2 separate regions of the Homo sapiens genome follow, and region 2 is linked to region 1. Evidence: chromatin contacts called from ENCODE Hi-C or POLR2A ChIA-PET data. All regions are on one chromosome and are shown on one strand. The core of a region is the stretch at or near the end of the contact, and the rest is flanking DNA. Distances in the headings are between cores, read along the strand shown.

Evidence for each region. Hi-C counts contacts between places; a loop is a spot of excess contacts on that map. ChIA-PET counts read pairs that join two places held with the same protein, here RNA polymerase II (POLR2A). Pooled maps may share reads with other maps.
Region 2: a map of CD8-positive, alpha-beta T cell shows a loop between it and region 1 (7-fold over the local background). The contact joins the promoter of GALK2 here to the promoter of DUT-AS1 in region 1. A Hi-C loop is called at or near these places in 2 of 168 maps with a recorded cell type or tissue (CD8-positive, alpha-beta T cell and naive thymus-derived CD4-positive, alpha-beta T cell) and 9 of 50 pooled maps. POLR2A ChIA-PET finds 5 or more read pairs at or near these places in 2 of 52 experiments (WTC11 and activated T-cell).

The regions. Positions count from the first base shown.
Region 1 is chr15:48,329,761-48,334,764 of GRCh38, reverse strand. It overlaps DUT-AS1 (DUT antisense RNA 1), which reads left to right and starts at 2,909. Exons shown (of 3, transcript NR_186809.1): 1 at 2,909-3,202. DUT (deoxyuridine triphosphatase) reads right to left here and starts at 3,336. Exons shown (of 7, transcript NM_001025248.2): 1 at 2,970-3,336; 2 at 2,359-2,497; 3 at 257-348. The coding sequence starts at 3,249. RefSeq lists enhancers at 2,559-2,853, 2,777-3,301, 3,302-3,828 and silencers at 2,559-2,853, 2,904-3,113.
Region 2 is chr15:49,166,575-49,171,578 of GRCh38, reverse strand. It overlaps GALK2 (galactokinase 2), which reads right to left and starts at 1,332. Exons shown (of 10, transcript NM_002044.4): 1 at 1,204-1,332. The coding sequence starts at 1,256. MIR4716 (microRNA 4716) reads left to right here and starts at 2,426; the gene lies at 2,426-2,509. RefSeq lists enhancers at 1,145-1,384, 1,016-1,920.

The sequences.
Region 1 (5,004 bases), core at 1,660-4,159:
ATGTTCTGAGAACAGCCTTCTAGGCCAGTGTGAGCCTAAAAGCTCCAGTGAGGAAGGAGAAAAATAAAAGGGTCAAAAAGAGGCAAAGCAGAGATGTAAATAAAGCCTTTCAAAGAGTGCATTTGCTATCACAAATGGTGCTTCTTTTAGGACACAGCCCAAGCAATATTGCCTGCTTATTACCCCAAATGAAACATGAAGAATCTATCACAAAGGAGAACTTGACAAATAGTTACCTGTTTCTTAAATGACTTACCCACTCTTCCATAACACCCAGAAGGGAGCGCTATCTGAATGTCCGTTTTCACAACAGCTTTCTCCATAGGTGGTATTGTGTAATCATAGGCACTAAGAAAATATTGAAAGAAAATAACTGCAAATCTATTTATAAAATTGTTTTTATATTTTCTTTGTGACCAAGCATACAAAATTACTTTCAGTGTATTTAATGAATTAATGCAACTTTAGTTTCTAAAATCAACCTTGCTATGATGAATTACCAATTCATCTTAAAAGTTTATGAAGAAGGTAGAGGTGGCTATTTTATTATTAAAAAGACAGCTTTAGATAAAATAATTCTCCATGAATATTTTTGGTGGTGTGAAGAGATGTCAACATTGTAAATGTTTGCCCCTGAACAAAAGTTTATTGGAAACTGAGGTACTTATCAGCGTGAAAGGGCAGAAAGGCAAACTTTCAAAAGGTGGATGCTTTACAACCATAGTTTGAAAAGGAAAAAAATGAAGAAAGAACAAAGAAAAAAGGCCAAATACTACTAATAATACTAGCTATCATTGATTAAGCCTTTACTGTGTGCCAGGAACAGTTCTAATTGGTTTACATATATTAACCCATTTTATTCTCACAATGATCTGTGTGATTAGGGAAAATATGCAGAAGGAAAGGAGAAAAACGGGTGGACAAAATAAGAGATAAAGAACTGTGTTGTATCTGTCAGGCAGGGCTTGGTAGTTTACCAAGCTTAGGCTATGAATTTCCTGGCTGAGGGAGACAGCTGATCACCGTGAACGGCCCCTGGAGATGGACCTTGCTTAGGAACAGAATTCCTCTAAAGTCCACATAGCAAATGCTGCTACTCTTGATATTACTGTGGCCCTCTCCTGGGTAGAAATTTAAGAGATTTTACAATGAGCAGAACCGGAAGTTTACTTTGGAGACCTTAATTAACTCTGGTAAAGCAGTACTACCCCTTCTTTCACTGAAATCCCTCTTTAAACAGTTAAGCCCTAATTTATTGCTGATCCATTATTTCCATGTCAATTTCAGTATACAGAAAGTCACCTGTGTTTATTAGGAGTCTACTTAAGGTATCTTAAATCAAGGACTCCCCTAGGACTCAAGAAAGTGCTCCAAAATATACTTTGGAAAGGTCTAGTCAAACTATATCACTCTACTTTTATTCATCAAAATTAAGAGACTGTAGTTTTTCCAGCTACAATTGTCCATACCTACTTTCCTTTTCCTTTTTTTTCTGTTGCTATCATCAGGCACTACTTTCTCTTCTCCTGTGCTTAGACTAATAGTTCTCATGTTTGAATTATCTGAGATACTTTAAAATAAATCCCAATGCTTGGGATTTAGTATAAAATCTCCTTCCCTCTCAGCATTACTTTTCTCCTACCTTAATGGTTCTAAGAACTGGGCACAGTAGTCAGATGAAAAAAAAAAAGCCCAAAATTCGGGATAAAAAATTATATCATCTTCAAGCCTCTGGGGAAATCAATTCAGCTCTTCACAAACTCCTGCCTGTGTAAAAAGTAACACTTATCTAGTTAAGGATTGTTGTGAGGACTAAATACAACAGCATACGGAAAGTTTTTAGTACAGGTAAAACGTGCTGTAGAGATGAAAGTGTGGTAGATTACAGGCAGCTCTGCCTTTCGTTTTCAGATGCCTTCTCAAATTCCGCCCTGGGCCGGATGAATGTATAGAAAATAACTTTTTAAGGCAGATGCATCTTCGTTCATCCTTCTTAGGTATTTTCACGCTCACATCTAGGCTCTCACCTTGGTTTTTCTATTGAGCACAGCATCACCCTCGGGCCACTCGAAAGCCACCATGGGCCTTCCTCTCTATCTTCTATTTAGGAAGGGCACAATAAACGTTGCAAAGTAACGCCTTGCTAGACACCGTATAGCTATTTTACTTATTCTGCAGTCTTTGCCCAAATCTCTATTTAATTTATGCCAAAGATGAAAGCTAAAATTTTAAACACGAAAAAGGCAGAAATCCTATTTATAGCTAGTGTGTTCCTGTGATCTCTCCGGTGACTGTTTCTAGCTGTGGCAGCGGACGGCCGGCCCTTCCCAGCCTCCTCGCCGGCAGGTCCCCGCTCACCTGTACAGGTCGTAGCCCGCGGCGCGCGCGGAGCCCCGGGTGGGGGCCGTGGCGTGCTCGGAGAGCCGGGCAAAGCGGAGCTGCATGCCGCCCACCTCCGCAGGCCGGGCCCGCTTACTGGGTGAAATGGCGGGTGTCTCTTCAGAGCAGGGCATGGCAGAGCCAGAAGGCGAGCGAGGAGACCACCGGGGGAAGAGGAGAGCGCACGATGAGCGTCGCCGCAGGGAGCGCGCCAAAACCGAAATTTCCCGCCAGCCCCGCCCCACCCACCGCCCCTCCCCGGGACGAGTCCACAGTTCTGGCTGAGAGGGGAGGCGGGATTCACATTTTGGGTTTGAAGCCCTTCTCGGAAAGCAGGTTTGGGATGGGAAACTACTGGGTCCCAGTCAACTTTCCACATTCAGCGCGTGGGGCCAACTTTGAAGGGGAGCTTCTAGGGCGTCGCCCTCACACACTAGAAAGCCGCCCCCTCGCCAGGGGACCCTAATGGACCACCCCACCCCCCCCGCCCCCCGCGCGCAGAAGGACCGCTCGCCACCCTACTTCCCCCACAGCCTCAAGCCGCGTGGATTCCTTCCAGACGGCCGGAGCCCCTCCCCCGCCTTTCCTACCCGGCCCCGGCGCCGGGCTTCCCCCCGCCTTAGGAAGCTCGCCCTTCCAGCCAGCGGCCCCGACTGTACTGGCTCCGCGGCAGCCTTGGCTCAGGCGGCCAGCGCTGGACAGCGGCCGGGGAATCCCGTGCTGCGCGGCGCGGCCGAGGGGCGGGCCTGGCCCGGAGAGTACCGCGGCTTCGGCCCTCTGCCGTGCGCCTCGCGCGTTTTGCATCGCTGAGCGAAGCAGAGACGTAAGGAAATGGTAGCAGAGCGCGGGGCGAGGGCAGAGGGGAGTCATTTCCCCCAGAGTTTGGGCTGGTTGGGTCCTCGGCACCTCCGGACGTGCGCCAGGCTTCCACCCTGAAGACGCGCCCGTCCTGGGAACATGACCTCGGAAGCAGTCGCAGCCGCCGCCGGACGAGGGGCGTGGAGAGGCGGTGCCCCGGCAGCCCAGGGATGGCGCAGGCCCTGGGGCCCCAGGAAGACGGCGCCGTTGGCGTCTTGAGTCTTGCTGCCGCCTCTGGCTGCCTAGCCCTCTTGCTTTCGCTCTTCTTGTTTGCTCTGGCCCCCATTTTTCCGAGAGTGTACGCCAGGCCCGGGCCCTGCTCCTGGACTGATTTACCTGGGGCGGCACCGCCCGCAGCCATGACTCCCGGGCTCTGAGTTTAGCGGCGCCCTAAGCGCCGGAACCGCATCTCGGCGCCGGTGACAGTTATTGCGCCCGGGGCCGCTCCCCAAGCTGTGGGCAAGACACCGCGCCCGATTTCCTTTCAGCACCGAGTGTCAGACGTTGTAGTGTTTATTCGACCGGAGGCAGGGAGGGCGCTACTATCCTATCACAGGTTTGGGATAACCCAACAGAAACGCAGTGGGAACCCCTTGGCTAGGAGTCGAACAAGGATCCCGGGTCGTGGTAGTATAGTTTACAGTGGGGGATAAAGCAGTAACTTTCTAGATAGTTGTTAATAATTTTTTCTGAGCTGCAAGTATCTCCTTATTTCTCACAAAAATCTGCGAGCTGAATTGAATGGTTTTGAATTTTCAAAATTAAAAAAGCTGTGGGGCAGTTTTAGAGTATTATTGGGGAAATTTTACATTCGTTGCTATGCCTTTCCATACAGGCCCCCCCTTTTCGGTCTCCTTAACTGGTTCGTCTTCGTAGTTGGAATTCCTTTGCATGAGGCTATGGAATATACACTACCTTCTCTGGACGTTAACTATTAGCTACAGCTTGAGGACTCCCAAATTTATGCCTTTAGCAACACGATCCGAGCCCTGCAACTTTTCGACCTCATTTTGAGCCAACATTATTTTGCTCCCTTATTTTGTTGAAGTACTTTCTCCAGTTATTTACTTAAAATGTTCACATGAGAGACATACTATTTGATTCCTTGCTTGTACTAAGATGTAATGATTGTAACGACTTCATTTTCCTAGACCCAGATAAAAGTCTCGCTTCATTCATGAAACTTTTTACAATCAGTAGTGACCTCTGCCCCATCTTATCTCTTTTAACACTTACTATATCATTCATTAGTCGTTAGCCATATACTTTCATTGTGTAATCTTCTGATGTATATGCATTTTATCTCTCACATGAATTAGAGTCATAAACTTTTATGAATTCTTCAAAGCACTTACTTCAGTGTTTACACAAAAGTTACTTGTTTGGCTTATTACAATATCTAACACCAAGCAGGTTACCTTCTATTTTTTGTTGTTAATCTGTATACATAAAGTGTTTATTGTTACTTTTCAGCTGAGTTTATTTTAGACTAAAAGAGAAACGGCCATAATCTAACTGGCAAAAAGTAATAGGATTCTGAGCCAGTAAGCATTTAATAGAACGTTCTTTATGACAATAGAAATATAACTTGTTATGAACATACACCTTAAATGCAAGATACTGCAGTTAAGAACTAAACATGTTTCAACCATAATTTACTTCATAGTTTTTGTTTTTTTTTTTGAGACAGAGCCTTGCTGGAGTGCAATGGCTCGATCTCGGCTCACCCCAACCTCCTCCCAGGTTCAAGCAATTCTCCTCCTCAGC
Region 2 (5,004 bases), core at 83-2,582, 840 kb before region 1:
GAAATCATGCTTCTTTCTGGTAACTAAAGACACACTGTTTGCTGGTTTAAGGATGAAAGAACATTTTCAAGTTGTAGTAAAGTATAATATCATCAACTGACACACGGTGGTAATAAACCACCAAGTAGGAAGAGCTTAAGGACTTGATGCCAGAGAAAAAAACTAACAGAAAAAAACTGAAAACAGCAAAGGCAGAGGGCCGGGCGCGATGGCTCACGTCTGTAATCCCAGCACTTTGGGAGGCCAGGGTGAGCGGATCACTTGAGCTCAGGAGCTCGAGACCAGCCTGACCAACATAGAGAAACCCCATCTCTGATGAAAATACAAAATTAGCCGGGTGTGGTGACGCCTGCCTGTAATCCCACCTACTCAGGAGGCTGAGACAGGAGAATCGCTTGAACCTGGGAGGCGGAGGTTGCGGTGAGCCAAGATGGCGCCACTGCACTCCAGCCTGGGCAACAAGAGCAAAACTCCGTCTCAAAAAAAAAAAAAAAAAGAAAAAGAAAAAGAAAAAAGAAAGGAAGGAAGAAAGAAAAGAAAAGAAAAACAGCAAAAGCAGAGAGTCAGGAAAGCCCTTCGCTAATGTAGCAGGTGACAGACTTCATTTTATGAGACCTCAGCCCCATTAGTCAGAACGAAGTATTTCTACAAAGTACCTGTAACTGAAAAGATCCTCCCCGAGACATCACTAAACTATTAGTTACTGTGTAGCTAGGGACTGCCAGCAAATTAATTCCCTAAGTGACAGTTCAGAGATTCTCGTGTTTTTGTTTTGTTTTGTTTTAAAGAGGATGCAGACACCAAGAAGGTTTTTGTGTTTGTTTTCAATTAATATTTAGAAAGAAGACTTTTAAAAAGCAGTATCAACTGGCATGCGAGACAAAGAGAGGAGTTCAGTGTGGATATGGGCATTTCTGCTGAAGCCCAGTAGAAAGAGTACACTAATTACAACAAGAAAAGGAAAAGAAGAATCTGCATGGATGAAGAAAAAAACATACAACCCTTCGTAGTAGTCAAGGTAGAATGTGTTTGCGGCGTGATCTTTTTTGCAAGCCCAGCCACGTGTCCTTATAGAATCCCAAGGGTTCCACTTGCTCCCCGGGACCAAAAGCAGCGCCCCAAGGGAGGAGCCAAGTGCTGTGGACCCGATCTACACGTAGCCAACCCAGCAGATCCCAAAGCCCGGCGTCTCCTCTCCCCCACCTAGGATGTTCTGCCACCTGGACCCGACGCGTAGCAGGGCTCTCTGTAGCCATATTTCGCTAGATCCTTCTTTCTCCTGTAGTTTCAAGTGTCTAAGCAAAGCTCCCAGAGCAATCACGAGACTTCTGTGACAGGAGCCGTTTTCTTCCGGGAGATAAACAGCTCCCGCCCTGCGGAAATCCTGCAGCTTCGCTGAGGTGGCTGCTTCCAATCGGCCCCTCCTCTGGCTCCTCCTCCCTGGACTCAGCCAGGGTTCCCTCCAAGCAGCAGTCAGGTACAGCCTCCGTCCTGCTCTTAGCTCCCAGGGAGGGACTAGGGCCTCGCAGGAGCCCCTGCGCAGAGCACGTGCGAAGCTGACTAGTGAGGTTTTCTTTTTGCGCCCTGTGGATGTCAGAGAACAGTGTCATAACCTGGCGCCCTACATACACCTAGTTTCTGATCTGTCTCGGGCTGCGTTTTTTTGTTTGTTTGTTTGTTTTTTAGTTATGGTTTTGGTCTTTATTGTTCAGCAGCTACTCCCCAAACAACACTAAAATGTTTAGCTATTGCTTCTTTGCGGATTACTTCCAAATCAAGCAACATAAAATTGATGTATCACTTGATTTAAATAGATTTGCATTTATTTACAGGTTAGAGGCATTGGTGGGCCTTCCTAGAACACAGTAGTGAAAAGACGGAAACACATGCCTTTTAATGTGCAAGACCCCTTAGCATCCAGTTAAACCTCTTCATTTTTCACTTATCTAGAGAAATCCTAGATGCCCTATCAAAAGTACACTATCCCTAGTACATCACTAACTTTTCCTTCCTTCATAGTTCTCCTATTTGCTTATGTATTTATTGTGTCTCTCACCACCTCCATCATCACTACCACTAGAAAGCAACTGGGGGCAGGCAGATTGGTTTTTAATGAATAGGTAAGATAAACTGAATGAACGACGAAAGGTGAAATGATGTGCCTGAGGTCACAGTGATCATTGGGAACAAAACTGGAATTAAAATTCAGATCTATTAACTCTCAATCTAGTGCACTTTGCACCTCAGAAATATTGAGATTAAACCCAAGCAAAGACAGCTAGCAATAAACCCATTCCAAAGTTTCCTGATTAAGGAAGTTTGAGCCAACATGCCCAACACACTAGGGGTAGTAGCATAACTCAGAGAGATTCGATAAGTTGTATACATCAGTAAGTTACTGCTCCAGAATTTCTATATGTATATGCATACTTTGTCTCCATGTTTCCTTCCCCCTTCTGTATACATGTATACAGGAGGAAGGGGGAAGGAAACATGGAGACAAAGTGTGAATGGACAATAAAGCATAGCCAAAGAGTGGCAGCCCCTTGGCACCCCGTTGGGTTATTACTGTAAATGATACATCAAAGAAACAAAGTTACTCTGGTCTCAGGGCAGCTTTCTCACTATTATTTCAGTCCCTCTTTATCATTTTCAAATGAATGAATTATATCTTCTTGTTTCTGGGCCCCAATAAATCCCAGTTTGATGTTCATTTTGGTTTAATTTTGAGTAACAGGAGTCATCACTGTCACTTGTAAATAGTTTTAATAGGGAGATAACCTAAATTTTAAAAAAAAATGTAAAATGTTTAGGGACATCAGTAAATACAGAAAAGAACAGAATCTTTTTTTTTTTTTTTAGATGGAGTTTCGCTCTTTGTTGCCCAGGCTGGAGTGCAATGGCATGATCTCTGTTCACTACAACCTCCACCTCCCAGGTTCAAACGATTCTCCCGTCTCAGCCTCCCAAGTAGCTGGGAATACAGGCAGCCGCCACCACACCAGCTAATTTTTGTATTTTTAGTAAAGACGGGGTTTCACCATGCTGGGCAGGCTGGTCTCGAGCTCCTGACCTCAGGTGATCAGCCCACCTCGGCCTTCCAAAATTCTGGGATTAAAGGTGTGAGCCACCGTGCCCAGCCCAGAATCATTTTTTATTCAGATGTTTCTAATATATTCTTTTGCATTAGTTGAAAAATAACAAATTTTAAAGTTTTGAATTTTTTTAACAGTCCAAAATAAACTCATTTTATACAGGGTTAAAAAAAAATGACTGTAGAAACTGTTTCGAAAAAGAATACTTCCTACTGAATATGTACTTGATGACCGAACATTAACTTTGCTAAATGAAACCAGATGGCAAATCATTAGTTTGGACCTTGGATACATTGCTATTGCAGTCTCAACAAAACCGATGCAGACTAGAAAGCACCTTACAGAGCAATTAGTAAAGCATCCTTTTTTGAAATGATTGGCACAAAGTAAAACAGGATTAACAGAGCTAGAACTAAAACCTAGGTCTCTAGACTCCTAGCCTAGAGGCCATACTACTTCTGAATATGTGACTTTTGTTGAGACCCCAGTAAACTGTGCTTAAAAATAAATTATTGAAATGATTAGAATCCTTGTCCCAAAATAAAATGTGTACATTATAATTTTCATAAAGGATTACTCTTAAAATAACCTGTCCAAACTACTAGAGAACCCCAAATGGACACCAAAAACAAAACATTACTTTCTTATACTACCTTCCTTATACTAGGCATCTTGCTAAGTAAGCACTTTGCGTATATTATTGTCTCTTTAAACCTTTCCAACAATCCTTATGGGATAGAAAAATATTATTTCCTTTTCAATTTCAAGAAGATATTCCTTTAGTTCTTATTAGACATATCTAATAGTGAAAACATTTAAACATTTGGCTGGGCACAGTGGCTCATGCCTATAATCCCAGCACTTTGGGAGGCCAAGGTGGGCAGATCACCTGAGGTCAGGAGTTCGAGAACGGCCTGGCCAACATGGTGAAACCCCATCTCTACTAAAACTACAAAAATATAGCCAGGTGTGGTGGCGGGCGCCTGTAATCCCAGCAGCTTGGGAGGCTGAGGCGGGAGAATCGCTTGAACCCAGGAGATGGAGATTGAGTAAGCCAAAATCACGCCACTGCACTCCAGCCTGGGCAACCAAGAGCGAAACTCCATCTCAAAAAAAAAGAAAAGAAAATATTTAAACATTTATATTTTACAGTATTTTTATTTTCACAAATCCTGAACCTCTGGTTCTTTGCTTTTTGCAAGTAGGCACTCTTACAATAGGTTTAGAATCTGAATTATAAACTAATAAATGGTATATTATGATGGAGTCTTAAACAGAAACCTAATTAATAAACTTGAAATTGTTTCTCCTCAAAGGATATTAGTCTCCATTCAGATAAAATATTATAGCAAACTAAACAAAAACAAAACAAACACTAAAATGAAAGAATACAAAAACTTGATCCAAAATATGAGTTAAAGCATGGGTGTTAGAGACTTACAGACCTGGCTAGTGCCTATTGATGTTTCTCAGCTTAGAAATCACTTCCTTCAGGAAGTTTTCCATGTTCTCTACCCAAAACTAAATGTCTAAGACCACAGAGGGATTGACCATTTATCTGAAATAATGTTATTTCTGTGGTTTAATCTGTTTGTGCAACCTCTGGAAAATATTTCCTATTTTGACTTACAATAAAAACTATTGTTCACAATTGGGAGAATCTACTTCAGTGACCTATTTTGGATATTTTCTCATTATAGTAAATAATATGTAATACTTGTTTATGTCTTCTTTATAATGATGTTACATTCCTTCTTTTTTGTTGTTGTTGTTGAGACCAAGTCTCGCTCTTGTTGCCCAGGCTGGAGTGCAATGGCGCGATCTCGGCTCACTGCAACCTCCGCCTTCCGGGTTCAAGTGATTCTCCTGCCTCAGCCTCCCGAGTAGCTGGGATTACAGGTGCCTGCCA